Regions from separate parts of the Homo sapiens genome. Here all the other regions are linked to region 3. A link is a contact called in ENCODE Hi-C or POLR2A ChIA-PET data. All regions are on one chromosome and are shown on one strand. Each heading gives the region's core, a stretch centred on a gene start or an enhancer-like site at or near the end of the contact. The rest is flanking DNA. Distances are from core to core; before and after follow the strand shown. Region 1 overlaps MAMSTR (MEF2 activating motif and SAP domain containing transcriptional regulator). Region 2 holds the start of FUT1 (fucosyltransferase 1 (H blood group)). Region 3 holds the start of HSD17B14 (hydroxysteroid 17-beta dehydrogenase 14). Region 4 holds the start of DHDH (dihydrodiol dehydrogenase).

What was found. A loop is a pair of places that touch in the nucleus more often than their neighbours do. ChIA-PET counts read pairs that join two places held with the same protein, here RNA polymerase II (POLR2A). Pooled maps may share reads with other maps.
Region 1: a loop to region 3 is called in a map of ascending aorta, with 2.4 times the contacts of the local background. The contact joins the enhancer-like site here to the promoter of HSD17B14 in region 3. A Hi-C loop is called at or near these places in 3 of 168 maps with a recorded cell type or tissue (CD8-positive, alpha-beta T cell, ascending aorta and naive thymus-derived CD4-positive, alpha-beta T cell), 3 of 37 single-sample maps with no recorded cell type and 10 of 50 pooled maps. POLR2A ChIA-PET finds 5 or more read pairs at or near these places in 7 of 52 experiments (H1, OCI-LY7, PC-9 and 4 more).
Region 2: a loop to region 3 is called in a pooled map, with 2.1 times the contacts of the local background. The contact joins the promoter of FUT1 here to the promoter of HSD17B14 in region 3. A Hi-C loop is called at or near these places in 1 of 168 maps with a recorded cell type or tissue (gastrocnemius medialis) and 2 of 50 pooled maps. POLR2A ChIA-PET finds 5 or more read pairs at or near these places in 6 of 52 experiments (A549, A673, H1 and 3 more).
Region 4: a pooled map shows a loop between it and region 3 (2.3-fold over the local background). The contact joins the promoter of DHDH here to the promoter of HSD17B14 in region 3. A Hi-C loop is called at or near these places in 3 of 50 pooled maps. POLR2A ChIA-PET finds 5 or more read pairs at or near these places in 9 of 52 experiments (B cell, Caco-2, GM12878 and 6 more).

Annotation. Positions count from the first base shown.
Region 1 is chr19:48,709,990-48,716,628 of GRCh38, forward strand. It overlaps MAMSTR (MEF2 activating motif and SAP domain containing transcriptional regulator), which reads right to left. Exons shown (of 10, transcript NM_001130915.2): 4 at 5,636-5,778; 5 at 5,273-5,457; 6 at 4,817-4,919; 7 at 4,377-4,571; 8 at 3,871-4,056; 9 at 3,727-3,781; 10 at 2,736-3,561. The coding sequence ends at 3,278. Among named protein-coding and RNA genes, the nearest start is that of MAMSTR, 6.4 kb to the right of the region's middle. RefSeq lists a silencer at 4,339-4,628. Within about 2 kb of position 3,207, at least 4 of the 41 ENCODE cell types and tissues checked have a DNase peak (open chromatin) inside an H3K27ac peak, as active enhancers do.
Region 2 is chr19:48,749,155-48,756,027 of GRCh38, forward strand. FUT1 (fucosyltransferase 1 (H blood group)) reads right to left here and starts at 3,487. Exons shown (of 2, transcript NM_001384359.1): 1 at 3,336-3,487; 2 at 1-2,129. The coding sequence starts at 2,127. The coding sequence ends at 1,030. FGF21 (fibroblast growth factor 21) reads left to right here and starts at 6,370. Exons shown (of 4, transcript NM_019113.4): 1 at 6,370-6,630; 2 at 6,737-6,873. RefSeq lists enhancers at 1,844-2,483, 3,689-4,275, 5,592-6,457, 6,458-6,873, a silencer at 3,524-3,573, promoters at 5,973-6,873, 6,082-6,873, 6,208-6,814, 6,246-6,337, 6,283-6,873 and cis regulatory regions at 6,094-6,654, 6,289-6,301, 6,329-6,337.
Region 3 is chr19:48,832,126-48,838,882 of GRCh38, forward strand. HSD17B14 (hydroxysteroid 17-beta dehydrogenase 14) reads right to left here and starts at 4,366. Exons shown (of 9, transcript NM_016246.3): 1 at 4,199-4,366; 2 at 3,680-3,718; 3 at 2,151-2,233; 4 at 541-607. The coding sequence starts at 4,286. PLEKHA4 (pleckstrin homology domain containing A4) reads right to left here. Exons shown (of 20, transcript NM_020904.3): 19 at 5,892-6,004; 20 at 4,972-5,426. The coding sequence ends at 5,164. RefSeq lists silencers at 5,274-5,343, 6,733-6,757.
Region 4 is chr19:48,928,274-48,934,948 of GRCh38, forward strand. It overlaps DHDH (dihydrodiol dehydrogenase), which reads left to right and starts at 5,426. Exons shown (of 7, transcript NM_014475.4): 1 at 5,426-5,538. The coding sequence starts at 5,449. RefSeq lists an enhancer at 4,999-5,500.

The sequences.
Region 1 (6,639 bases), core at 1,957-4,456, 120 kb before region 3:
CTCCCCAGTAGCTGGGACTACAGGCGCCCACCACTGCGCCTGGCTAATTTTTTGTATTTTTAGTAGAAACGGGGTTTCACCGTGGTCTTGATCTCCGGACCTCGTGATCCACCTGCCTCGGACTCCCAAAGTGCTGGGACTACTTTTGTTTTTTTAAGATGGAGTCTCACTGTGTTGCCCAGGCTGGAGTGCAGGCATGATCTCATCTCACTGCAAGTGATTCTCCTGCCTCAGCCTCCCGAGTAGCTGGAACTACAGGTGTGCACCACCACACCTGGCTAATTATTTTTTTTTTTTGTATTTTTAGTAGATATGGGGTTTTAGCACATTGGCCAGGCTGGTCTCGAACTTCTGACCTCAGGTGATCCACCCGCCTCGGCCTCCCAAAGTGCCAGGATTACAGGCGTGAATCACTGGGCCCAATCTTTTTTTTTTTTTTTTTTTTTTTGAAACACAGGATCTTGATCTGTTGCCCAGGCTGGAGTGCACTGGTGCAATCATAGCTCACTGCAACCTCAAACTTCAAAGCTCAAGTGATCCTCCTGCCTCAGCCTCCAGAGTAGCTGGGACTACAGGTATGAACCACGGTGTTTGGCCCTGAAACCTATTTTTTTTTTTTTTTTTTGAGATGGAGTCTCACTCTGTCACCCAGGCTGGAGTGCAGTGGCGCGATCTTGGCTCACTGCAACCTCCACCTCCCAGATTCAAGCAATTCTCCTGCCTCAGCCTCCTGAGTAGCTGGGATTAAAGGCGCATGCCCAGCTAATTTTTGTATTTTTACTGGAGACTGGGTTTCACCATATTGGTCAGGCTAGTCTCGAACTCCTGACCTCATGATCCACCCGCCTCGGCCTCCCAAAGTGCTGGCATTACAGGCATGAGCCACCGCGCCCGGCCAAAACCTACATTTTAAAACATTTTGCTGCTAACAACTTACCCTATGACGTTCTTCCCAGGACTGCCCTTGGGCTGGAGGTTCCTGGGAGTTTATGTCATTCCTCCCTCCCTCTGTGACCCATGGCTCATGGCTGACTAGGGGTGGTATAGTGGCAAGTCTCCAGATGTAGCCCCTAGTGAGCATGTCCCTGATATTCACAGATTTGTATAGTGCCCTCCCGTATTTAACGTGGGCTTGCCTGACTTGCATTAATTATAAAATACAGTGGAAGAGAAATTGTGCCAGTTTCAAGCCTAGTCTTTAAGAGACTGGTAGCTTCTGCTCCTGGCTCTTGGAATACTCACTCTTGGGAGCCCTGAGCTATCATGCAAGAAATCTAGTTATCCCGGGGGAGAGGCCACAGAGGAATAGTGCTGACACTGCATGGAGTGTCACACTGCACAACCCAGCTGGGCCCAGCCTTCATGCTATCCCCACCACGGTGCCACACACATCTGATGTGCCATCTTGTATGTGCTAGCCCAGGTGGGCCCTGAGATGACTGCAGCTCTAGCCAACATCACATGGAACTGAAGAACTGCCCTGCTGAGCCCAGTCAACCCATGCATTTGTGAGCAGTCATAGATAGTTATTGTTTTACAACTCTAAGTTTTGGGGTGGTGTGGGTTTTTGTTGTTTGTTTGTTTGTTTGTTTGTTTGTTTTGAGATGGAGTAGCACTCTGTTGCCCAGGCTGGAGTGAAGTGGCATGATCTCAGCTCACTGCAGCCTCCACCTCCTGGTTTCAAGTGATTCTCCTGCCTCGGTCTCTCACGTAGCTGGGATTACAGGCTCCCACCACCATACCTGGCTAGTTTTTTTTTTTTTTTTTTTTTTTTGAGACGGAGTCTCGCTCTGTTGCCCAGGCTGGAGTGTGGTGGCACAATCTCAGATCACTGCAAGCTCCGCCTCCCGGGTTCACGCCATTCTCCTGCCTCAGCCTCCCGAGTAGCTGGGACTACAGGCACATGCCACCATGCCCAGCTAATTTTTTTGTATTTTTAGTAGAGACAGGGTTTCACCGGGTTTCACCGTGTTAGCCAGGATGGTCTCGATCTCCTGACCTCGTGATCCGCCCACCTTGGCCTCCCAAAGTGCTGGGATTACAGGTGTGAGCCACCGTGCCCGGCCCAGTTTTTATGTATTTTTAGTAGAGATGGGTTTCACCATGTTGGCCAGGCTGGTCTTGAATTCTTGGCCTCAAGTGATCTGCCTGCCTCAGCTTCCCAAAGTGCTGGGATTACAGGCGTTTGCCACTGAGCCTGGTTTGTTGTTTGGCTATAATAAGCTCAAACAGGGAGATACAAAGGCCCAGTTCCATGTGTCCCAAGACAGGAAAGACTCCACAACTTAATTTGTGCTCTGGAGCTCCCTGCAGGATTAGGCTGAGGTTGGAACTTCACCTGAAGTCACCTCTTGCTCCTCTTCCCCTTTGCTGTCCTGTTTTCCCCACTCTTCTGCTGGTTTCTCCTGGGAACATTTCTTTCTTTTTCTCTCTCTCTTTTTTTTTTTTTAAGATGGAGTTTAGCTCCTGTTGCCCAGGCTGGAGTGCAATGGAGCGATCTTAGCTCACCACAACCTCCGCCTCCCGGGTTCAAGCGATTCTCCTGCCTCAACCTCCCAAGTAGCTGGGATTCCAGGCATGTGCCACCATGCCCAGCTAATTTTTTTTTGTGTGTGTGTGTTTGGTAGAGACAGGGTTTCACCATGTTGGCCAGGCTGGTCTCGAACTCCTGACCTCAGGTGATCCACTTGCCTCAGCCTCCCAAAGTGCTGGGATCGCAGGCGTGAGCCACCGCACCCAGCCAGAACACTTCTTTAATAAATGACTGGCATTTATATCTTGTCTCAGGCTCTGCTTCCAAGAGAAGCTGATCTTAGACCTGATGCTTCTAATTTTTTCATCTCCAACCAGAACCCAGGGAGGTCAGGGTCCGGCTCCCCCATTCTCCCTCTCCACTCTTTCTTGCTCCTCTCCTGCATCCAAAAGGCATAACCACCTTCCAGGCTCCCCAAACAACAGGGAGCCATCTACCGGGGTCGGGGGCATGTAAGAACATCCATGAGGTCTCTGAAGGAAGCAGCAAGCAGCTTGTTTGCCGTGGCCAGCAGCAAAAGAAGCCCCCCAACCATACCACGCCGGAGGGGGATCATAAGGAGGCCAGGTAGGCAAAGTTAAGGCAGTTGCATGTCAGCAGCACTTCAGGAGGCAGGTGGGGTTGGAGGTTGTCTCCGATCCTGTGTCTGCGGTAGGAGGGGCTCTGCTGGTAGTTCCCTCTCCTCCCACAAGGAGCTTCTCTCCACCCCCATCAGTTCTCTGTCTCTGTAAATCCTAGAATCCATCACCATGGATCCTCCAGCAGGTCCCACAGCCGGCTGCTGCTGGAGTCAGATAAGTCAGCGGAGAAGATGCTGGGGGGTGGGGGACCAGAACCCAGAGGAGGACCCCCGCTCAGGGCCTCCAGCCAGTCCAGGGAGTCCGTGGGGTCCCTGGGAGAAGGGGAGGAGGAGTTCGTGGGAGACGGGAGTGAAGAGGAGAAAACAGATGAGAGGCCTTCAGAGTCCGGGGAGGGGGACAGCACGTCGAAGGAGCCAGGGAAGTCCAGGGGAATAGGGGGCAGGGGGTCTGCGGGATAAAGAATGGTACATGAGCTTGGAAAGTCAGGGGTCCGGGCGCCAGCCCCCCATACCCCATTTCCAGGATCCAGCTCCCCAGCTCACGCCTCCCTTGGACGCAGGAGTCCAGAACCTCAGCCCCCACCTCCCCTAAATCTAGCAGTTTGGATCCTACCATCAGGCTCCACCTGATCCTCCAGGATGTCATCGATGCCCCGGTTAGGAAGCAACTGCGGATGGAGAAATTTGGCGTGAACTCGGGACTGCGACCTGGACCTGACTGGAGAACCCTAGCCGGATTCAACCCACACCCTCTTACCTGCGCCCTCCGGATCGCTTCCTGCAGCTCCTCCTCCAGAGTCAGAGCCGCTGAGCCCGGCCCTGAGGAAGGGGTCAGGGCTGGAGCTGCAGCAGGAGCCGGAGTGGGAGTTGGAGCCGGAGCCGTCCCCGGGGTATCCGCGGCACGTGGAAGAGGTGGCCTGTGAGATGCTGCGCTGGGCTTGACCTAGAGCAGCCAAGAGGGCGAGCGCCCATAAGCCATGCCCACAGGGCGCAACCCCACCCACTCGCAACGTGTGGCTCCACCCCTTGATCCTCTCGCGACCCCTCGCTCATCAACCCCTTTGGCCTCGCCCCCTATTCTTTCATTGGCTCCTCTTCTCTAAAGATCCGCCCCCTGTTAGTCTGAACCACGTCCCCTCGCCTTCAAGGCTTCCTACCGCTGGTCCTCGCCCCCACACTTCATTGGCTAGTTTTTTCGACACCCCGCCCCGGCCCACTTTGCTTTCTCTTCATTGGTCCGCAAGCTCATAGCCCCGCCCTCACCGAGCCCTGACGCCGGGCGGCTGCCAGGGCCTTGGGCTTGAGGCGCGGCCAGGGAGCACCCGCGGGACTGTCCTCGCGCCGCGGCTTCGGCCGCTCGCGGGGCGGCGCGCCGCCGCGCATGCGCTCCAGGAGCATAGACTTGGTCCCCGACACTGGGAGGCCCCGCAGGCGCAGCTGCTGCCGGAGCTCTGAGACCTGGGGAGGGGCGGGGCGTGGGAAGAGGCAGTGCTGGGCGGGCTCCCGGGCGCAGGCAGGAGCTGGACAGGATATTTGGAAACCGAGAAAGGAGGCACTGGGGGTCCGGACTCCTGGGACCCTAAAACAGGATGGGACTGGGTACCCGATCTCCTGGATTTCCAGAGGGCAGAGGCTGCGGGGTTGGAATTCTGGGACCCCACCGAAGGAGAGAGAAGGCCTGGAAAGTTACACCCCAAACTCACCGTCAGCTCCTCCAGTTTAAGGGTCTGAAGTTCCAACTTGTGTGGGGGGGGCGAGGGGCTAGGGACTCCTGGTGGGCAGGGAGTGAGGGGAGAGGGCTTCATCCTGGTGATAATCGTGAGGGGCGAACAAAGGTTAGAGAGGTAGAGGGGGAAAAGGCGTTCTGGGGTCCTCAAAGACGGGGAGCTGGGGAAGATGCAGAAAAGTGAGGGTCCAGAATTCTGGGTCTCCAAGGGCGCAAACATGGGGCTAGATTTCTGTGCATGGGGGAGGAGGAACTAGGCGTTCAGACTCGGGTCTGAAGGGCGAAGGGAGGGGCTGGGATCCTGGACTCTTAAACCCTGGGAGAAGAGAGGGTTGGGGGCCCCAATCCCCTAATCTTGGACTCGAGGTTTGAGGGAGGAGGATGCTGGGACCTGAATTTCTGGGTCCCGGGAGAACAGAAGTGGGTGTCATACCTAGGATGTGGCTGCTGCGAGTCTGTCCCTTCCCACAGAGATGGCCCAGGAGGACCCAGGGCGGACCCCTCGGCTTGGGGGTCCGCCCTGGATCCCTGTCTCGGCTCTGGGGGCATGTACTGGTGGTATGTCAAGTTCCCCCTGGGCTTGGACTCCCTCCAACGTTGGGAGATCTTGGGAGACTCCTGAAAGAGCAGGTGTGATGTTTTAGGCTTCAGCGCGGCTCCCACCTTCCGGCCCCAGGACTACATGCAAAGTATGGGGTCAGCTCGGTGCCACCGAAGAGGAGCAAAAATGGCAGCAGCAACAAGGGAGACAAAGACTAGGCTCTCAGAGGGACCTCTCCCTCCAGTCGAGACTCACCTTCTTTGGGGACCTCCAAGGAGGACAATATTCTGGCTCGGGGAGCAGGACCCCAGGGCTGAAGAGGAAAGGGGCCGTGCCCGAGGGCAAGGCCGGGGCCAGAGGAGGGTCTGAGGCTGAGATCCACGGGTCCGGATCCGAGACTGGAGAGACGGTGAAGGACCCTGAGAGGCCTGCAGGCAGCAAGCCAGGCCGGGAGGAGCAAGGCTGTGTGGAAAGCGGGGCTCCAGGGTGCCGGAGGGCAGGCCAGGGAGCAAGACTTGATTGCTGGGAGATGGGCGCCTGAACTGGATCTGAGGGCGGAGGTGTGGGGGGGCTCCGGTTGCTACATTCTCAAGTAAAGCAGGAATTTTCTATCACAAAGGGGTGTGGTAGCTGAGGATCACAGATGTCTGAGGTTTTGCTAGGACAGGGGTGGGGCCTGCACTCCTGGTTCTTGGGGAGAGGGAGAGGCTGAAAGCTACATCCAGGCCGGCCGCGGTGGCTCACGCCTGTAATCCCAGCAGTTTGGGAGACTGAGGCGGGCGGATCACTTGAGGTCAGGAGTTCAAGACCAGCCCGGCCAACATGGTGAAACTCCGTCTCTACTAACAATACAAAAATTAGCCAGGCGTGGTGGCACGTGCCTGTAATCTCAGCTACTCAGGAGGCTGAGGCAGGAGAATCGCTTGAACCTGGGAGGTAGAGGTTTCAGTGAGCTTAGATTGAGCCATGACACTCCAGCCTGGCGACAGAGCAAGATTCCATCTCAAAAAAAAAAAAAAAAAAAAAAGCTATATCCAGAGCTTCTCATGTATACCAAATGTGGAGACCAGGATGCCTGTCTTCTCCAAAGAAGCAGGATCCAAGTTCAAGCATCTCATTAGGGTGGAGAAGCAGGAAGCAGAGCTCCTAGGGGTGGGGTGGCCAGAGACCTGGACCCTGGATCCTTGGGAAAGGACAGGATGGGATTTTGGTCTGTCCCAGGGGATGGAGACTGAGCTGCAGGAACCAATGAGGGGTAT
Region 2 (6,873 bases), core at 2,237-4,736, 84 kb before region 3:
GTGGTGGCGGGCGCCTGTAGTCCCAGCTACTCAGGAGGCTGAGGCAGAATGGCATGAACCCGGGAGGCAGAGCTTGCAGTGAGCTGAGATCGCGCCACTGCACTCTGGCCTGGGCTACAGAGCAAGACTCCGTCTCAATAAATAAATAAATAAATAAATAATTAAAAAAAAAATATCCGGGCTGGGCACAGTGGCTCATGCCAGTAATCCCAGCACTTTGGGAGGCCAAGACAGGTGGATGACAAGGTCAGGAGATCGAGACCATCCTGGCCAACATGGTGAAACCCTGTCTCTACTAAAAATACAAAAATTAGCCAGGCATAATGGCCTGTGCCTGTAGTCCCATCTACTCAGGAGGCTGAGACAGGAGAATCGCTTGAACACAGGAGGCGGAAGTTGCAGTGAGCCAAGATCACGCCACTGCACTCCAGCCTGGGCAACAGAGCGAGACCCTGTCTCCAAAAAAAAAAAAAAAAAACTAAAAAGATTCTTCACCTTAGTTATCTGGATTTCCAGAACCCCATCCTGTCCATAAGGGCCCTGCAGGGTTCTTCACAGGCATCAAACCTGGTCCTCTCTAGAACAAGTCTCCCTCTAGAATCACTCCAGAAACACAGAAGGGGACTTGGTGAATGCTTGCTCTGGAGCAATCATATGCTCCTTCAGTCTTTGGAGGACCCAGGGGAGAAGTAACCCCTCTTCTAGAGTAGACCAGAGGGAGAGTTCCCCATTCCTGGGGGCAGCCATCTGGAAGTACTGTAGATATGGGCTGGGAAGAGCAGGTGGGCACTGTGGCTTCTAGAACTGCCTGCCAGCCATCAGGAAAAGATGTTTTGCTAGTTCTAGAATATTCAGACAGTTCCAGAAACGTCCCCCTTCTCTCCAACTCTCCCAACTAGAATCACTCTGGATACGGGCACCCATTTGCTTCAGGAACACCACAAGCTTCTCCAGAAGATGCCAGGCCTCTGAAGCCACGTACTGCTGGCTCTAGAAAGATCAGGCTACTTCAGAAAGTCTCCCTGGCTCTCAAGGCTTAGCCAATGTCCAGAGTGGAGACAAGTCTGCATTAATGCCCACCCACTCGGGCAGGAAGGCCGCCTCCGGCTTAAAGATCTTCAGGAACTCAGAGTCTGGCAGGGTGAAGTTGGCCAGGTAGACAGTGTCTCCGCCAGCCAGGTAGGCAGCCCAGAAGCCGAAGGTGCCAATGGTCATAATGGTGTGGTTGCACTGTGTGAGCAGGGCAAAGTCTTTCCACGGTGTAGCCTCCTGTCCATCGCCAGCAAACGTCACATCGCCCTGGGAGGTGTCGATGTTTTCTTTACACCACTCCATGCCGTTGCTGGTGACCACGAAAACGGGGGCTTCGTGCCGTGCCCGGAACCAGTCCATGGCCTGCCGGAGGTAGGCGCTGTCGCCCACCACACCCTTCCAGCGCTGAGGCATAACCTGCAGATAGTCCCCACGGCGCACGTGGACGCCGACAAAGGTGCGCGGGCGGTCCCCTGTGCGGCCCAGGCGGAGCTGACCCAGCACACTCTGCGCCTCTTCCCGAAGGTGGTCGTGCAGGGTGAACTCTCTGCGGATCTGTTCCCGGAGATGGTGGAAGAAAGTCCAAGAGCAGGGGAAGCCAGAGAGCTTCAGGAAAGGATCTCTCAAGTCCGCGTACTCCTCCGACATCCAGTCGTGAAGCTGCAGCTCCCGCCACGGCGTGCGGCTGTCCACTTCTGGGGCCAGCACGGGCAGGGTGATGCGGAATACCGGGGCCAGGGCGGCATGCATGGCAGGCAGGATAAAGGCCCGGCGGCCGTTGAGCTGGGCCAGAGCCAGCAGCGTGGCATACTGTCCCATCTGATTACCAAACCGGCCATTGGGGTAGACAGTCCAGGTGCCGGAGAGGGAAGCAGGGTGCTGGGGACAGGAAGAGGAGGCGTTGGGGCCCATCGCAGTACCCGGCAGGCAGAAGATGGCCACTGGGGGTGTCACCAGGCGGCGGTCTGGACACAGGATCGACAGGCCTAGGCCATGTGGAAAGCTGTCTTGATGGATATGGAGGAAGAAGATTACAGAGAGGACACAGACTAGCAGGAAGGCCAGGCAGAGCTGACGATGGCTCCGGAGCCACATGGCTGCAGGGGAGGAAAGGCGAATTAGCAAATGCTCTGAGGCTGAGGAGGGGAGGCTGAGGAGGGATGTGGGGTAAGGGAGGCGCCTGGGGTGCAGCACTCCTTAGTCCCAGGGAAAGAGGAAGTTAAAGGTTTAGACTCCTGGGGCTGAGGTAGGGAGAGCCTGAGTCCTAGGTTTCAGGGATGAGAGCCTTGGAATTTCGGGGCATGGGGACTGGAAGACAAGTGGTTTTCAAGATAGCCATGGTTTGGCTGGGCACTGTGGCTCACACCTGTAATCCCAGCATATTGGGAGGCTGAGATGGGAGGATCCCTTGAGCCCAGGAGTTCAAGATCAGCCTGGGCAACAGAGCACTCTTACAAAAAAATTTTAAAATTAGCTTGGCATGGGCCAGGCGCGGTGGCTCACACCTGTAACCCCAGCACTTTGGGAGGCCAAGGTGGGTGGATCACCTGAGGTTGGGAGTTCGAGACCAGCCTGACCAACGTGGAGAAACCCTGTCTCTACTTAAAATACAAAATTAGCCGGGCATGGTGGCGCATGCCTGTAATCCCAGCCACTCGGGAGGCTGAGGCAGGAGAATCGCCTGAACCCGGGGGGCGGGAGTTGCGGTGAGCTGAGATCATGCCATTACACTCCAGCCTGGGCAACAAGAGTGAAACTCCGTCTCCAAAAAAAAATAAATAAAATTAGCTTGGCATGGTGGCACATGTCTGTGGTCTCAGCTACACCGGATGCTAAGGCGGGAGGATCCCCGGAGCTCACAATGAGCCGCGATAGCACCGCTGACTGCACTCCAGCTTGCGCGACAGAGAGGGACCCTGTCTTAAAAAAAAAAAAAAAAAAAAAAAAAGAAAGTGGTCCAGGTTCCTACACCTTTCCTGAAGGAATCTCGAGTCTCCCCTCCTGTAAGTTCCGCTGATACTGGACTCTTCCACCAGCCTGTTTCTCAGGAGTACCTGTCTGTGAGGCGCAAAATCCACCACAGAGGTGGTGATGGGAAACGATAGTTCAAGTAAAACAAGAGAGGCTGGAGGGTCAGGAGCGGAAGGAGCATCTTGGTTCCTGGAGGAGTAATGGCTGGGGAGGTGGCGGAGATTCCTAGGGCCTTAGGAAGACCTGGAGAAGAGGTTGGGGGTGCACCTCCTGGTTCTGAAGGAGTTGTTCCTGGGTCCCAGGAACAACTGAGTGGGGCAGTCCCCACTTACCCGAGCTGCTTGCAGGTGGCAGATCCACAGTCCGCTTTTCGTGGCCGGAGCGCACCCTCCGCAAAGGCAGGCCACATCCGGCCGCCCCTGGAACGCCAGGCGTCCGGCTATCCGGCCCGGCAGCCCTCCCCTCCGCGCAGCCTGTCCGGACTGGCAGCGAGGGCTTGGGGAGGAGAGGAAGGAGAGGGCGCGGCCGGGAGTCTCGCAGCGTCCGCCCTCCCGGGCCGGGCGGATGGCTGGAAGGTGGAGCCCCGCCCGTCACTTGGCGCCGAGCCCCAGCGCCAGGGGCTAAGGCGATGGCCCCTGGGCCCACCGCTCCCCAGATCGGGGATGCAGGGGACCGCGCCCTGCCCCTCCGCCCCGTCATTGACCTGCGCGAAGGCTTCACCCAGGGCAGGCTACCTGGCTTCTGAGCAGCCGCAGCATCATTGCGTGGACCAGGAGACGGAGCGCCCAGTTGCAATGCTGGAGCCGGGAGGTCCAATCCGCCGCCCTCTCTCTTCCGGTGCCAGGGCTTAGAGTCGGCCCCCGACACCTGGGTGCTTCGAGCCTGGCCACGCCCCAGCGGCTGGGCAGGGCCCCCGCACCTGGTCCCGGCGAGTGGAGCGATCGTCCGCCCTCTGCCGCGTCCTCCTGGGGGATGGAGAACCTGTTTGCCAGGCTGCCGCCGGAGCGCGCGAGGGCCTCCAGCCTGCAGGTGCTCCCGCGCCCACCAGGGTCTCCGATCTCCCACACCCCCCGCCTCACCGTCCACACTCAAATTCCAGAATCCCAGCCCCTAGTCACTCCTTTTGGGGAATTCTAGGGTCCCGTGCCAAACTGCTACTTTCCAGACCTGCACTGCACGAAGGCAACCATTCCAAGGCTGGAGACCGGAGTGGAACAGGGTCTGTTTCCCACGCCGTCAGCGGGGGCCGTGGCTGCCGGCGCCAGAGACAAAGGCCTCTGCCCGCTTGTCACCTAATTAAAGCATTTTCTCTGGTCCAAGGCCCACCTCCAGCATCGCCAACCCCGAGCAGGGCAGGCTAACGTAGGGTCCAGCCCTACGGGGCTTTGCGGGTGGGTGTTCTTCCCCTGTGAGGAGAGGAGAGATTGTAAGAAATAAAGACACAAGACAAAGAGATAAAGAGAAAACAGCTGGGCCCGGGGGACCACTACCATCAAGACGCAGAGACCGGTAGTGGCCCCGAATGGCTGGGCGCGCTGATATTTATTGTATACAAGACAAGGGGGGGCAGGATAAGGAGGGTGAGTCGTCCAAATGACTGATAAGGTCAAGCAAGTCACGTGATCATGGGACAGGGGGCCCTTCCCTTTTAGGCAGCCGAAGCAGAAAGAGAAGGCAGCATATGTCAGCGTTTTCTTCTCTGCACTTATAAGAAAGATCAAAGACTTTAAGACTTTCACTATTTCGGGCGGGCGCGGTGGCTCACGCCTGTAATCCCAGCACTTTGGGAGGCTGAGGCGGGCGGATCACAAGGTCAGGAGGTGGAGGCCATCCTGGCTAACACGGTGAAACCCTGTCTCTACTAAAAATACAAAAAATTATCCGGGCGCGTGGTGGAGGGCGCCTGTAGTCCTAGCTATTTGGGAGGGTGAGGCAGGAGAATGGTGTGAACCCAGGAGGCGGAGATTGCAGTGAGCCGAGATCACGCCACTGCACTCCAGCCTGGGGGACAGAGCGAGACTCCGCCTCAAAAAAAAAAAAAAAAAGGCTTTCACTATTTCTTCTACCGCTATCTACTACGAACTTCAAAGAGGAACCAGGAGTACGGGAGGAAAATGCAAGAGGACAAGGAGCGTGACCATTGAAGCACAGCACAGCAGGATGACTGCGGGCAGGCCTAGATAATACCCAGCCTCCCACAAGAAGCTGGTGGAGCAGAGTGTTCCCTGACTCCTCCAAGAAAAGGAGATTCCCTTTCGTGGTCTGCTGAGTAACGGGTGCCTTCCCAGACACTGGCGTTCCCGCTTGACCAAGGAGCCCTCAAGAGGCCCTTATGCCGGTGTGACAGAAGGCTCACCTCTTGCCTTCTAGGTCACTTCTCACAATGTCCCTTCAGTACCTGACCCTATACCCACCGGTTGTTTCCTGGTTATATTAGTTATACAACAAAGAATAAAAGTAATAGCTAATGATTAATAATGTTTACACTAATGATTGATACTGTCCATGATCATCTCTATATCTAATTTGTATGATAACTATTCTTATTCTAACTATTTTCTTTATTATACTGAAACAGTTTGTGCCTTCAGTCTCTTGCCTCGGCACCTGGGTAATCCTTCCCCACAGACTGACCCTCCCATTCAAGATACATCAATGTCAAAGACTCAGGAGTTTGACTTGATTCCCAGAAGTTTAACCATCATCTCCCCAGGCTCGGGACTCCCAGCACCCAGACCCTTCTGCTCACACCCAGCAGTCCAGGCCCCCAGACCCTCCTCCCTCAGACTTAGGAGTCCAGGCTCCCGGCCCCTCCTTCCTCAGACCCAGGAGTCCAAGCCCCCTGCCCCTCCTTCCTCAGACCCAGGAGTCCAGGACCCCAGCCCCTCCTTCCTCACACCCACGAGTCCAGATCCCTAGCCCCTACTCCCTCAGACCCAGGAGTCCAGACCAAAGCTCCCTCCTCCCTCAGACCCAGGAGCCCAAGTTCCCCAGCCCCTCCTCCCTCAGATCCAGGAGTACAGGCCCAGACCCTCCTCCCTCAGACCCAGGAGTCCAGGCCCCCCACCCCTCCTCCCTCAGACCCAGGAGTCCAGAGCCCCAGCCCTCCTCCCTCAGACACAGAAGGCCTACCCTTGCACCCTTAGGGGCTCCAGGAAATTAGCCAACCTGTCTTCCCTCTGGGTGCCCACTCCAGGGCCTGGCTTGGCTGCCAACTCCAGTCAGGGACTTTCAGCCACCCCTCCCCCCAGGTTATTTCAGGAGCACCTGCCTGGGCCTGGGATGGCTTCTCTGGTGAAAGAAACACCAGGATTGCATCAGGGAGGAGGAGGCTGGGATGTCCAGGGTCTGAGCATCTGAGCAGGGACAGATGAGGTTGAGGTTGGCCCACGGCCAGGTGAGAGGCTTCCAAGGCAGGATACTTGTGTCTCAGATGCGGTCGCTTCTTTCATACAGCAATTGCCGCCTTGCTGAGGATCAAGGAACCTCAGTGTCAGATCACGCCCTCCCCCCAAACTTAGAAATTCAGATGGGGCGCAGAAATTTCTCTTGTTCTGCGTGATCTGCATAGATGGTCCAAGAGGTGGTTTTTCCAGGAGCCCAGCACCCCTCCTCCCTCCGACTCAGGTGCTTGAGACCCCAGATCCTTCTCTCTGAGACTCAGGAATGTGGGCCCCCAGCCCCTTTCACCTGGGTCCCAGCTAACCCGATCCTCCCCTCCCTCATCCCCTAGACCCAGGAGTCTGGCCCTCCATTGAAAGGACCCCAGGTTACATCATCCATTCAGGCTGCCCTTGCCACGATGGAATTCTGTAGCTCCTGCCAAATGGGTCAAATATCATGGTTCAGGCGCAGGGAGGGTGATTGGGC
Region 3 (6,757 bases), core at 3,116-5,615:
TCCCAGCATTTGGGGAGGCCGAGGTGGGCAGATCATCTGAGGTCAGGAGTTCAAGACCAGCCTGGCTAACATGATGAACCCCATCTCTACTAAAAATATAAAAATTAGCCTGGCGTGCTGGTGGGCGCCTGTAATCCCAGCTACTTGGGAGGCTGAGGCAGGAGAATCGCTTGAACCCAAGAGGCAGAGGTTGCAGTGAGCTGAGATCACACCACTGCACTCCAGCCTGGACGACAGAGTGCGACTCCATCTGAAAAAAAAAGAAAAGAAAGAAGAGAAGAGAAGAAAAAAGAAAAGAAAAGAAGAGAGACATGGCCAAGTGAGGGCACAGCCCTGGGGACACACAGGAGGGATGGAACAGGGCCACAGTTTCAGCACAGGCCTGGGGGGCTTCCATTGCTTTACTCTCCTGTCCAAGTGGCTAGAAAGAGGTATGAGGCAGGATGAGGGAATCAGGGGCAGGGAGTGGGGAAACTGACGTGCAGGAAACAGAGTTGGGGGGCAGGAGGTGGAGAATGGCCCTGGGGTCTCACAACTCACGGTGGCCAGCGTTGTTGACAACACAATCCAGGCGGCCAAATCGGCGGATGGTCTCAGAAACCAGGGTCTGAGGAGAAAGGAAATGTCCTTTGTTTTTTTTTTTTGGAGACGGTGTCTCCCTCTTGTCACTCAGGCTGGAGTGCATTGGCACGATCTTGGCTCACTGCAACTTCAGCCTCCTGCGTTCAAGCAACTCTCCTACCTCAGCCTCCCAAGTAGCTGGGATTACAGGCGACTGCCACCACGCCCGGCTAATTTTTGTACTTTTTAGTAGAGACAGGGATTCACTAGGTTAGCCAGGCTGGTCTCAAACTCCTGAGCTCAAGTGATCCACCCGCCTCAGCCTCCCAAAGTGCTGGAATTACAGGTACCACGCCCAGCCCAGGAAATGTCCTTTGAATGAGCAGTAGATGGGGTGTCCAGCCATAAAGAAGACAGGGCTCCCAAATGCAAGGCAGGAGGGGGAAGCTGAACTCCCAGGTCAGGGGACAAGAGCTAGAGGAAGAGGGGACTCCGAGATCAGCAGACACAGCAGGCAAGCAGGAGACAGGAAGGAGACAGGGGGCTGGTCAGAGCCACACTGCAGTCGTCACACCCAGGGTCAGGGGGTGGGGCAGGGGGGTGACAAGGATTCAGAGAGCGCGTAGGGGACAGTTGCCCAAGGGGGGCAGATAACAGAGAGATACTGATTAAAAGGAAGAAATAGGAACCCAGAAATAATGGAGAAAAAATCAGTTACATACAGGCCACGTGCAGTGGCTCACACCTGTAATCCCAACACTTTGGGAGGCTGAGGTGGGCGGATCACCTGAGGTCAGGAGTTCGAGACCAGCCTGGCCAACATGGTGAAACCCTGTCTCTACTAAAACTACAAAAATTAGCCAGACACGGTGGCTCATGCTTGTAATCCCAGCACTTTGGGAGGCTGAGGCGGGCGGATCATCTGAGGTTGGGAGTTCGAGACCAGCCTGACCAACATGGAGAAACACCGTCTCTACTAAAAATACAAAATTAGCCAGGTGTGGTGGCACATGCCTGAAATCTCAGCTACTCGGGAGGCTGAGAGAGGAGAATCACTTGAAGCTGGGAGGCAGAGGTTGCGGTGAGCCGAGATCACACCATTGCACTCCAGCCTGGGCAACAGGAGCGAAACTCTGTCTTAAAAAAAAAAAAAATTAGCCGGGCATGGTGGCGCACACCTGTAATCCCAGCTACTCGGGAGGCTGAGATAGGAGAATGGCTTGAACTCGGTAGGCTGAGGTTGCAGTGAGCCGAGATCACACCACTGCACTCCAGCCTCAGTGACACTTACAAAAAAAAGAGACAGAAAAATCAGTTCCAGTTGACCCACTTTGAGGGACTTATTCATTTCCATCCACATGTTAAATGTGCTAAGAGCCTTGGAGAGGTGTGACAGAAGGAACATGTGACCTGCCCATCAGTCACAGAAGACCTTGTGTGTGGAGTGACACTGGGTGGAAACCTTTGACGAGTCCAGCGGAGCCAGGAGAGGAAGGAAAAGTAGAGGGAAAGGCATATGCAAATGGCTGGAGGAGAACAAAGAACTGGTCATTAGCGGAGATGGGGGTAGGAACAGGAACTCGGCTTACCTTCACATCATCTTCCTGAGTCACATCACAGAGGATAAAGACAGCTCCAGGGAGCTCCTGCTCCAGGGCCCGGCCCCCAGACTCTGCAGGGAGAGAAGAGCTGGGAGCCTGGACCCCTGGGTCTCAGGGAGGAGGGGTTGGGGACTTGGACTCCTGGGTCTGAGGGAGGAGGTGCTGGGGGCCTGGACTCCTGGGTCTGAGGGAGGAGGGGCTGAGGTCTGGACTCCTGGGTCTGAGGAAGTAGGGCCTGGGGGCCTGGACTCCTGGGTCTGAGGGAGGAAGGGCTGGGAGCCTGGACTCCTGGGTCCGAGGAAGTAGGGCCTGGGGGCCTGGACTCCTGGGTCTGAGGGAGGAAGGGCTGGGAGCCTGGACTCCTGGGTCCGAGGAAGTAGGGCCTGGGGGCCTGGACTCCTGGGTCTGAGGGAGGAAGGGCTGGGAGCCTGGACTCCTGGGTCTGAGGGAGGAGGGGCTGGGAGCCTGGACTCCTGGGTCTGAGGGAGGAGGGGCTGGGAGCCTGGACTCCTGGGTCTGAGGGAGGAGGGGCTGGGGGCCTGGACTCCTGGGTCTGAGGGAGGAGGGGCTGAGGTCTGGACTCCTGGGTCCGAGGAAGTAGGGCCTGGGGGCCTGGACTCCTGGGTCTGAGGGAGGAAGGGCTGGGAGCCTGGACTCCTGGGTCTGAGGGAGGAGGGGCTGGGGGCCTGGACTCCTGGGTCTGAGGGAGGAGGGGCTGAGGTCTGGACTCCTGGGTCCGAGGAAGTAGGGCCTGGGGGCCTGGACTCCTGGGTCTGAGGGAGGAGGTGCTGGGAGCCTGGACTCCTGGGTCTGAGGGAGGAGGGGCTGGGGGCCTGGACTCCTGGGTCTGAGGGAGGAGGGGCTGAGGTCTGGACTCCTGGGTCCGAGGAAGTAGGGCCTGGGGGCCTGGACTCCTGGGTCTGAGGGAGGAGGTGCTGGGAGCCTGGACTCCTGGGTCTGAGGGAGGAGGGGCTGGGGGCCTGGACTCCTGGGTCTGAGGGAGGAGGGGATGGGGGCCTGGACTCCTGGGTCTGAGGGAGGAGGGGCTGGGAGCCTGGACTCCTGGGTCTGAGGGAGGAGGGGCTGAGGTCTGGACTCCTGGGTCTGAGAAAGTAGGGCCTGGGGGCCTGGACTCCTGGGTCTGAGGGAGGAGGTGCCAGAGCCTGGACTCCTGGGTCTGAGGGAAGAGGGGCTGGGAGCCTGGACCCCTGGGTCTGAAGGAGGAGGGGTTGGGGACTTGGATTCCTGGGTCTGAGGGAGGAGGTGCCGGAGCCTGGACTTCTGGGTCTGAGGGAGGAGGGGCTGGGGACCTGGACTCCTGGGTCTGAGGGCAGAGGGGCTGGGGGCCTGGACTCCTAGGTCTGAGGGAGGAGGGGCTGAGGTCTGGACTCCTGGGTCTGAGGAAGTAGGGCCTGGGGGCCTGGACTCCGGGGTCTGAGGGAGGAGGTGCTAGGGGTCTGGACCTCTGGGTCTGAGGGAGGAAGGGCCAAGGTGAGGGCTGAGGGACCGTCACTCACCATCCTTGTCGCAGATAACCACTCGGGCCCCGCTGTTCACTGAGAATAGGAAGGGAACAGGTTACTCTCCGAGCCTTGGTTAAAGCCTCTGCCGCCCTCTTGTGGCCACCTGGATTGGGGCTGATCTCCCTCTCCCCTCGTGACCCCAGTCTCATGATCACCCATAGGACAGAGGGCAGACGCCTTGACACATACTCTCCTTGCCTTGTTTCTGCTGAGGCTCCTGAACCCCCGTTCGTGGCTTCCGGAGCAAACTCCACGACTGACAGAGCCATTCCTCAAACCACTGGTTTTGTAGCTACACCAACAGACCCAGAGAAAGGGGCCACTGCCTTCGGAGACCCTGCCAGACTCAGCCCTAGCCTACAGCGCCACACGCTTACTTTAGCCTGCAAATTGGCTTTTATAATATCAGAATCCTGGCTGCAGTACTGGAGTCCCTATTTTCCGCCCCCATCACCCCGCCCCCATCCTTCCTTTCTCACACTCCACAGCTCCCAGCAGTCAGACCCGGCTCACCGAAGGCGCGCACGATCCCAGCTCCGATGCCGCGCCCGCCCCCGGTCACGACCACCACCTTCCCGGCATAGCGCGTTCCCGTAGCCATCCCGTGTACGTCGGTCTCTCTCTCTCTCTACTCTGGGCCTCTTTCACCTCCAAAGCCCCGTGAGGCCGTCGCATCAAATCCTCAATAGAGGCTGGATCCTGGAAGTCCGGCCTCGGGGGGCGTTGCCAGGAAGGCTAGAGACCTGGAAGTTTGTCCCCAGCCCCTCCTCCCTCAGACACTCCTCTCTTCCCACAGACCCAGGAATCCAGGAGCCCCAGTCCCTCCTCCCACAGACCCAGGAATCCAGAAGCCTCAGTCCCTCCTCCCTCAGACTCGGGAGTCCAGGCCCCCAGCCCCTCCTCCCTCAGACTCGGGAGTCCAGCCTCCCAGCCCCTCCTCCCTCAGACCCGGGAGTCCAGCCTCCCAGCCCCTCCTCCCTCAGACCCAGGAGTCAGGGTCCCAGCCCCTCCTCCCTCAGACCCGGGAGTCCAGCCTCCCAGTCCCTCCTCCCTCAGACCCAGGAGTCAGGGTCCCACCCCTTCCTCCCTCAGACCCGGGAATCCTGGCCCAGCCCCCTCCACTCTCAGACCGAGGGATCAGGTTCTCTATCCCTTCTTCCCAGAGACCTATAAGTCCAAGCCCCCTGTCCCTTCCTCTCTCAGGACCCAGGAGTCCACGACTCCAGCTCTGCCCCTCAGAGACACCAGTGCCACAACCCCAGACAGACAGAAAGAAAGCTATTGACTAAAAGTTCAAAGTTTTAATCCAAATTTAGACAGTGTTGAGAAAACCAAACTTTGGCCATAGAAACCATTCCCCTCCCGGGCCCGCAATGGGGACCAGACCACGCCCCCTGATGCCCTGAGTGGTCCCAGATCTCCGGCGGTACCTCCAGACCACGTCCTCGCGCTCCGATTGGCTGCCGCTTTTGGGCGGATTAGAAGCTGGATTGTAGCAGAGTGACTCGCAGAGGCCATGCCCCCTCGTCTTGTGGCAGGACCGGAGGGGCGATCCCGGCATCCCACGCGGGCCCCCAGGGGGTGGGACCTCCTCCACGCCCACTCCCTCGGCGAGAGAACCCCGTGGAACCCGAATTAGCCACCGGGGGAGATCTGGGGGGAGGGGTCTCCTGGCGCGTGGGGTCCGAAGGAGGCAGCGGCACACCGGGAAGAGGGTCTCCCTGGGAGTCCAAATTTCCACCTGGAGAGGATGAGTGGGACATGAGAATGGCAAACCTCAGCGCTAGGACCCCGGATTCCCAGCCCCTCCTCCCTCAGACCCAGGACTCCGGATTCCCAGCCCCTCCTCCATCAGACCCAGGAGTCCAGGCCCCCAGCCCCTCCTCCCTCAGACCCAGGAGTCCAGGCCCCCAGCCCCTCCTCCCTCAGATCCAGGAGTCTGGATACGCCAGTCCAGTCCTCTTTGAGACTCAGTTGTCGGCCCTCTCCCCGCCCCCTGACCTCTTCCTCCCCTCCTCCCAAGTGTCCCGGACCCCAGTCACCTCTTGCCTGAGACCTAAAACTCCCAAACCCTGCCCAACTCTTTACTCACCAAGATAAAAAATTCTCACCGGCCCCCAGACCCCTCCTCTCCAGGACCTGGGATTCCAGGTCTCCAGCTCTCTCCTCCCTAAAACCCAGAAGTCCAACATCCCCAGCCAGTCACCTGTCATCATTCTGTGCCACTGCGACGCCTCAGTAGCCAGGGCTTGGGAGAGGCTGAGAACCCGCTCCCGGTGACCTTCGGAAGTCGGCAAGTAAGGGGTGGTGTTCCTTGGACTAGAAAAAAAAAGAAGATTGGGGGTGGGGGTGTGTACATGGGGGAGAGGTGGGGGATGGTTAATTGGTACAAAAAGAAAAGGATGAATAAGACCTACTATTAGATAGCACAACAGAATGACTATAGTCAATAATAATTTAATTGTACATTTTTAAATAAATTAAAGGGTGTAACTAGATTGTTTATACATCAAAGGGTAAATCCTTGAAAGGGGATGGATACCCTATTCCCGATGATGTGCTTATTTCACATTGCCTGCCTGTATCAAAACATCTCAATTATCTCGTAAATATATGTATACCTAGTATGTACCAACAAAAATTAAAAATTAAAAAAAAAAAAAAAAAAGCAGGCCAGGTGCGACAGCTTATCCCTGTAATCCCAGCACCTTGGGAGGCCGAGGCGGGCGGATCACTTGAGGTCAGGAGTTCGAGACCACCCTGGCCAACATGGTGAAACCCAGTCTCTACCAAAAAATACAAAAAAGTTAGCCAGGCATGGTGGTGGGTGCCTGTAATTCCAGCTACTAGGGAGGCTGAGGAAGGAGAATCATTTGAACCCAGAAGGCGGAGGTTGCAGTGAACTGAGATCACGCCATTGCACTCCAGCCTGGGAGACAGAGCAAGACTCCGTCTCAAAAAAAAAAAAAAAGTAAAAAATAAAAATAAAAATAAAAAATAAACAGCTGGCACAGTGGGGACCCGGGTACCGCACGTGCCTTTCTGGGAGTTGTAGTTCCTAGCACGTGTCTC
Region 4 (6,675 bases), core at 4,176-6,675, 97 kb after region 3:
ACCGCATTTCTACTAAAAATACAAAATTAGCTGGGTGTGGTGATGGGCGCCTGTAATCCCAGCTACTCATGAGGCAGGAGAATCGCTTGAACCCAGGAGGCGGAAGTTGCAGTGAGCTGAAATTGTGTCACTGCACTCCAGCCTGGGTGACAGAGCAAGACTCCGTCCAAAAAAAAAAAAAAAAAAAAAGGGACCATGTTCTAGTGTAGGGGTAAGTGGATTGTTTTGGCCCCAACCCCAAGAGGATCAAGGGAGACCACTGCAGCTGCCCGAGAAATTCTTGCCCTCTGACAAGAAACACCCTATCCAGTCTGGGGAATTTGCCAGTCCAACCCCTCCCCTTGGCTCAAGATTCTGGGAAATCCTAAATAGTGTTTACCATTGGCCTTTTATCAGCTCCAGTATAAATGCGTCTGGCCAGACTTGCTTTACAACTATGCATAATGGATAGTTGGGCCAGGCTTGGTGGCTCATGCCTAGTGCTTTGGGAGGCCGAGGTGGGAGGATCACTTCAGCCCAAGAGTTGGAGGCCAGCCTAGGCAACATGGTGAGACACCATCTCTACAAAAAAAAATTTTATTTTCTGTTTTTTTTTTGAGACGGAGTGTGGCGCTGTCACCCAGGCTGGAGCAACAGAGCCAGACTTTGTCTCAAATAAATAAATAAATAAATAAAACCTGCAAAAAAATTTTTTTAAATGCCATTTTTCTTTCTTTCTTTCTTTCTTTTTTTTTTTGAGGCAGAGTCTTGCTGTGTCACCCAGGCTGGAGTGCAGTGGCGTGATCTCGGCTCACTGCAAGCTCTGCCTCCCGGGTTCACGCCATCCTCCTGCCTCAGCCTCCTGAGTAGCTGGGACTACAGGCGCCCGCCACCATGCCCGGCTAATTTTTTGTATTTTTAGTAGAGATGGGGTTTCACTGTGTTAGCCAGGATGGTCTTGATCTCCTGTCCTCGTGATCCGACCACCTCGGCCTCCCAAAGTGCTGGGATTACAAGCGTAAGCCACCGCGCCTGGCCATTTTTCTTTTTAATCAATCCTGCCACTTGAAGATTATATGGTAAGGGAAATCTGCAGTCTATACACAATACTGAGTTGCTCCAAGCCCTTGAGGATTGTGAGGGACCCAGTGTTCTAATTCTTGCTAGAGTGTCTACCTCCATGTTACCAGAGGCGAGTCTGACCGGGTACTGACATGTGATATACCATTAAGTGTGCAGTGGGTTCTTTTAGCCTTTCCCAAATGTCTTTCCACATGGCAGCGCCCCACAGCATTTTCTTTTTCTTCTTTTTTCTTTTTCTTTTTTTTTTTTTTCTTTTTTTTCCTGGGCAACAGAGTCTCACTCTGTTGCCCGGGCTAGAGTGCAGTGGCGTGATCTCGGCTCACTGCAAGCTCTGCCTCCTGGGTTCAAGCGATTCCAGTGCCTCAGCCTCCCAAGTAGCTGGGATTACAGGTGCACACCACCACGCCCAGCTAATTTTTGTATTTTTAGTAGAGATGGGGTTTCACCCTGTTGGCCAGGCTGGTCTCAAACTCTTGACCTCAGGTGATCCGCCCGCCTCGGCCTCCCAAAGTGCTGGGATTACAGGCGTGAGCCACTACGCCCGCCCTCTTTTTTCTTTTTTGAGACAGAGTCTCACTCTGTTGCCCAGGCTGGAGTACAGAGGTGCCATCATAGCTTACTGCAGCCTCAACCTTCCCAGCTCAAGCGATCCTCCCGCTTCAGCCTCCCTAGTAGCTGGGAATACAGATGCACACCACCACACCTGGCTAATTTTTTGCAGGTTGGTCTCGAACTCTTGGGCTCAAGAGATCTGCCCGCCACAGTCTCCCAAAGTGCTGGGATTACAGGCATGTGCCACCGTGCCCGGCATATTTTCTTTTCAGTGTTTACCTTTTTGCCTCCTCTGAGGTGCTGGAGTGCAGCAATAAGAAAGTAATAATTTTAGGCCGGGCGCAGTGGCTCACGCCTGTAATCCCAGCACTTTGGGAGGCCGAGGAGGGCGGATCACGAGGTCAGGAGATCAAGACCATCCTGGCTAACACAGTGAAACCCTGTCTCTACTAAAAATACAAAAAATTAGCCAGGCGTGGTGGTGGGCGCCTGTAGTCCCAGTTACTTGGGAGGCTGAGGCAGGAGAATGGCGTGAACCCGGGAGGCAGAGCTTGCAGTGAGCTGAGATCGAACCACTGCACTCCAGCCTGGGTGACAGAGCAAACCTTCATCTCAAAAAAAAAATATATATATATATTATATATATATATTTTTTTTTTTAGACCGGGTCTTCCTCTGTTGCCCAGGCTGGGGTGCAGTGGTGTGATCTCGGCTCACTGTAACCTCTGCCTCCCAGGCTCACGCCACTCTCCTGCCTCAGCCTCCAGACTACAGGTGCCCGCCACCACGCCTGGCTAATTTTTTGTATTTTTAGTAGAGATGGGGTTTCACCGTGTTAGCCAGGATGGTCTTGATCTCCTGACCTGGTGATCCACCCATCTTGGCCTCCCAAAGTGCTGGGATTACAGGTGTGAGCCACTGTGCCTGGCCGCTGAGTAGTATTTTGTTGAATCCACTGGCAGCTTAAAGGACATTTGGGCTTGAGCTATGTACAGCTGCTAACACCTGTGCACTGGTTTGTGTGCAAACATGTTATTTTTTCTTTCTAGGACAAATACCTGGGAGTATCAAAATTATTTTTTGATATTTATTATTAAATGATTTTTTCTTTTTCTTCATAGTAATGATATTGTGTCCTATGTGGATTTCCCTCCCCCTAAACCTTTTTTTTTTTTTTTTTTTTTTTTTGAGACAGAGTCTCTCTCTGTCACCCGGGCTGGAGAGCAGTGGTGCGATCTTGGCTCACTGCAACCTCCTCCTCCCAGGTTCAAGCAATTTACCTGCCTCAGCCTCCCAAGAAGCTGGGATTGCAGGCGTCCGCCACCATGCTTGGCTAATTATTTTGTATTTTTAGTAGAGATGGGGGTTTCACCATGTTTGCCAGGCTGGTTTCGAACTCCTGACCTTAAGTGATCCGCCCACCACGGCCTCCCAAAGTGCTAGGATTACAGGCATGAGCCACTATGCCCTGCCCCCTCCCCCCACTTTTTTTTTTTGGTAGAGATGGGGTCTTGCTTTGTTGCCCAGGCTGGTCTCAAAGTCCTGGCTTCAAGCATTCCTCCCATTTGGGCCTCCCACAGTACTGGGATTACAGGCGTGAACCACCGTGCCTGGTCCCATTTGTGTTTCTATTCAGCAGTTTGTGTAAACTTGAAGTCTGTGAATCCATGTGTGACACTCAGGTCTTAATTATTGTCTACCAAGTAAGAGAAAGTGACAATATCCTGCCCTGTGTGAAGCTGGCCAGCCAGTTAGGAATTATCATGTCCCAACCAGCCTGGGAAACTTGGCAAGACCCTGCCTTGATAAAAAGTTTAAAAATCGACTGGACACAGTGTCTCATACCTATAATCCCAGCACTTTGGGAGGCTGAGGCAGGAGGATTGCTTGAGCCCAGGAATTGGAGACCAGCCTGGACAACAAAGTGAGACCTTTTCTGTACAAAAAATTGCTGGGCATGGTGGCTCATGCAGGTAATCTCAGCACTTTGGGAGGCCAAGGCAGGCGGATCACCTGAGGTCAGGAATTCGAGGCCAGCCTGGCCAACACAGTGAAACCCCATCTCTAGTAAAAATACAAAAATTAGTCGGGCGTGGTAGTGGGCGCCTGTCATCCCAGCTACTCGGGAGGCTGAGGTAGGAGAATTGCTTGAAACTGGGAGGTGGAGGTTGCAGTGAGCCAAGATTATGCCACTGCATGATCACCCCAGCCTGGATGACAGAGCGAGACTTCGTCTCAAAAACAAAAAACAAACAACAACAGCAACAAAAATTAGCAGGCTGGGTGCAGTGGCTCATGCTTGTAATCCCAGCACTTTGGGAGGCCAAGGCAGGCAAATCGCAAGGTCAGGAGATCGAGACCATCCTGGCCAACATGGTGAAACCCTGTCTCCACTAAAAATAAAAAAAATTAGCTGGGCATGGTGGAGGGCGCCTGTGGTCCCAGCTACTCAGGAGGCTGAGGCAGGAGAATCACTTGAACCAGGGAGGCGGAGGTTGCAGTGAGCTGAGATCACACCACTGCACTCCAGCCTGGGGATAGAGTGAGACTCCGTCTCAAACAAACAAACAAACAAATAGCGGTAAGTGGGGCACATGCCTATACTCCCAGCTACTCAGGAGGCTGAGGCGGGAAGATAGCTTGAGCCCAGGAGTACAAGGCTGCTGTGAGCTATTATCACGCCACTGCAGTCCAGCTAGGTAACAGAGTGAGACCCTATCTCTAAAATAATTAATAAATAAAACAAAATAATTAGCCAGGTGTAGTAGCCAGTAGCTACTTTGGGTCCCAGCTACTGTAGTCCCAGGTACTAGGGTGGCTAAGGCAGGAGCTAATTCCTTGAGCTAAGGAATTTGAGGCTGCAGTGAGCTATGATTGTGCCACTGCACTCCTTCCTGGGCGACAGAGCGAGACCCTATATCAATAATAATTATAATAATACAGTATATTTTACATAATAGACCATAGAGCTCAATGAATCCTCCTCACAACCCTATGTAGGTAGATGTTATCATGATCTCTGCTTTCCAGAATAGAAAAGTGAGGACCAGAGAGGGCGACCTCTTGTCCAAAAGCAATACAGCCAAGAAGGGGCAAGGAGGGTTTTGAAACCAGTCGGCCAGGCTCTGGGGCTCCTAACAAGCAAAGCAGCCTGGTTTCTAAAACTATAGCTTCTGGAAGCAGCCAATTCACAGGTCTTTACCTCCTGACTGTGAGACCTCCAAAAAATGACCAGGGATCTTGGAGTCTGTTTCCCCCTTTGTGAACTGGGGACAATAGAAGCTACTTCCCAGGTCTGCGGGGAGAAATTAGGAACGAAGAAGGTAAAGCGCAGAGCTGAGGAGCTGGTCTACAGGTGCTCTATACATATTAGTAATAATTATTAAGTTTGCTGTTACAATCCTCTCTCTCTCTGTGAACAACCCCTAATGATGCGTGGCTTTGAGAGCAAAAAAGTCAGGGCAAAGTTTTGCCACAAAGTCCAGAGGGCAAGACATTAAATCTAACTCTCAAGGATTGGTGTTGGCAAGAAAGCAAACCTCTCCTCCCCACGCTGTCCTTACCCCGCGTATCCGACGAGCCTAAAGTCATAGGTAAGAGATCTGTAGAAGCGACGTCAAGGTGTGGTTCCCTCTGTAAGGCGGAGCTAAACGGTGCATTCGCCCAGCGGGGAAGCTAGAACTAAATGACCGCTCTGCCGACTGGAGCCAACGAGAATCGGCGTAGGCGCAATACGGGCGGAGGATGGGGACCCGCCCCCGGGGTGGGCGGGGCGTCAGGTACTTAATTCGCGCCTGGAGGGACCGAAGGTGCCGAGGGCTCCGCATCGCAACCATGGCGCTGCGCTGGGGCATCGTGTCTGTCGGCCTCATCTCCAGCGACTTCACAGCCGTGCTGCAGACGCTGCCTCGCTCTGAGCACCAGGTCTGCCCGCCCTCCGGATTCTGGGGAAGAGGAGGCGGGGGGCGGGACTCCAGAGTCTAAAGGAGGAGGGAGTTTAGGGTTCAGGACTAGTGAGTGGGTCGTCATTGCAGTGAAACGTCTGTTTCCTTGCTACCTCCTTCTCCATCTCTGTTCTGCAAACCTGTGGGGAAAAGAAAGATCAGATTGTTACTGTGTCTACGTAGAAAATGAAGACATAAGAAACTCCATTTTGAACTGTACTAAGAAAAATTGTTTCTGCTTTGAGATGCTATTAACCTGTAACTTTAGCCCCAACCGTGTGCTCACAGAAACATGTCCTGTATTGAATCAAAGTTTAATGGATTTAGGGCTTTGCAGGATGTGCCTTGTTAACAATATGTTTGCAGGCAGTATGCTTGGTAAAAGTCATCGCCATTCTCCATTCTCTATTAACCAGGGGCACATTGCACTGCGGAAAGCCGCAGGGACCTCTGCCCAAGAAAGCCTGGGTATTGTCCAGGGTTTCCCCCCACTGAGAAAGCCTGAGATATGGCCTCGTGGGAAAGGAAGACCTTACATCCCCTAGCCCGACACCAGTAAAGGGTCTGTGCTGAGGAGGAGTAGTGAAAGAGGGAGGCCTCTCTGCAGTTGAGATAAGAGGAAGGCTTCTGTCTCCTGCTCTCCCTGGGAATGGACTGTCTCAGTGTAAAGCGGACCATTCCCATTCCTTCTATTCTGAGATAGGAGAAAACCTACCTGTGGCTGGAGGCGAGATATGCTGGCAGTGATACTGCTCTGTTACTCTTTGCTACACTGAGATGTTTGTGTAAAGTGAAACATAAATCTAGCCTACGTGCACATCCGGTCACAGCACCTTTCCTTGAACTTATTCATGATACAGATTCCTTTTCTACATAGACACAGTAACAATCTGATCTCTCTTTCTTTTCCCCACACAAACCTGAGTGTCTTGAGGTTTGGAAAGGCCTTGATGTAAGCTACTATGAAGATAATTTCAATATTGGGGGATTTAATAACGGCTTTCCCCCAGATCTCTCTTTCCCAGGGCCCAAATGTCCAGCCCCCGTCATCTCTTCCCCCAGGACCACGTCTCCCCTTCCCCTGGCCAGAGCCTCCTCCTTTGCCTCCCTTCCACCC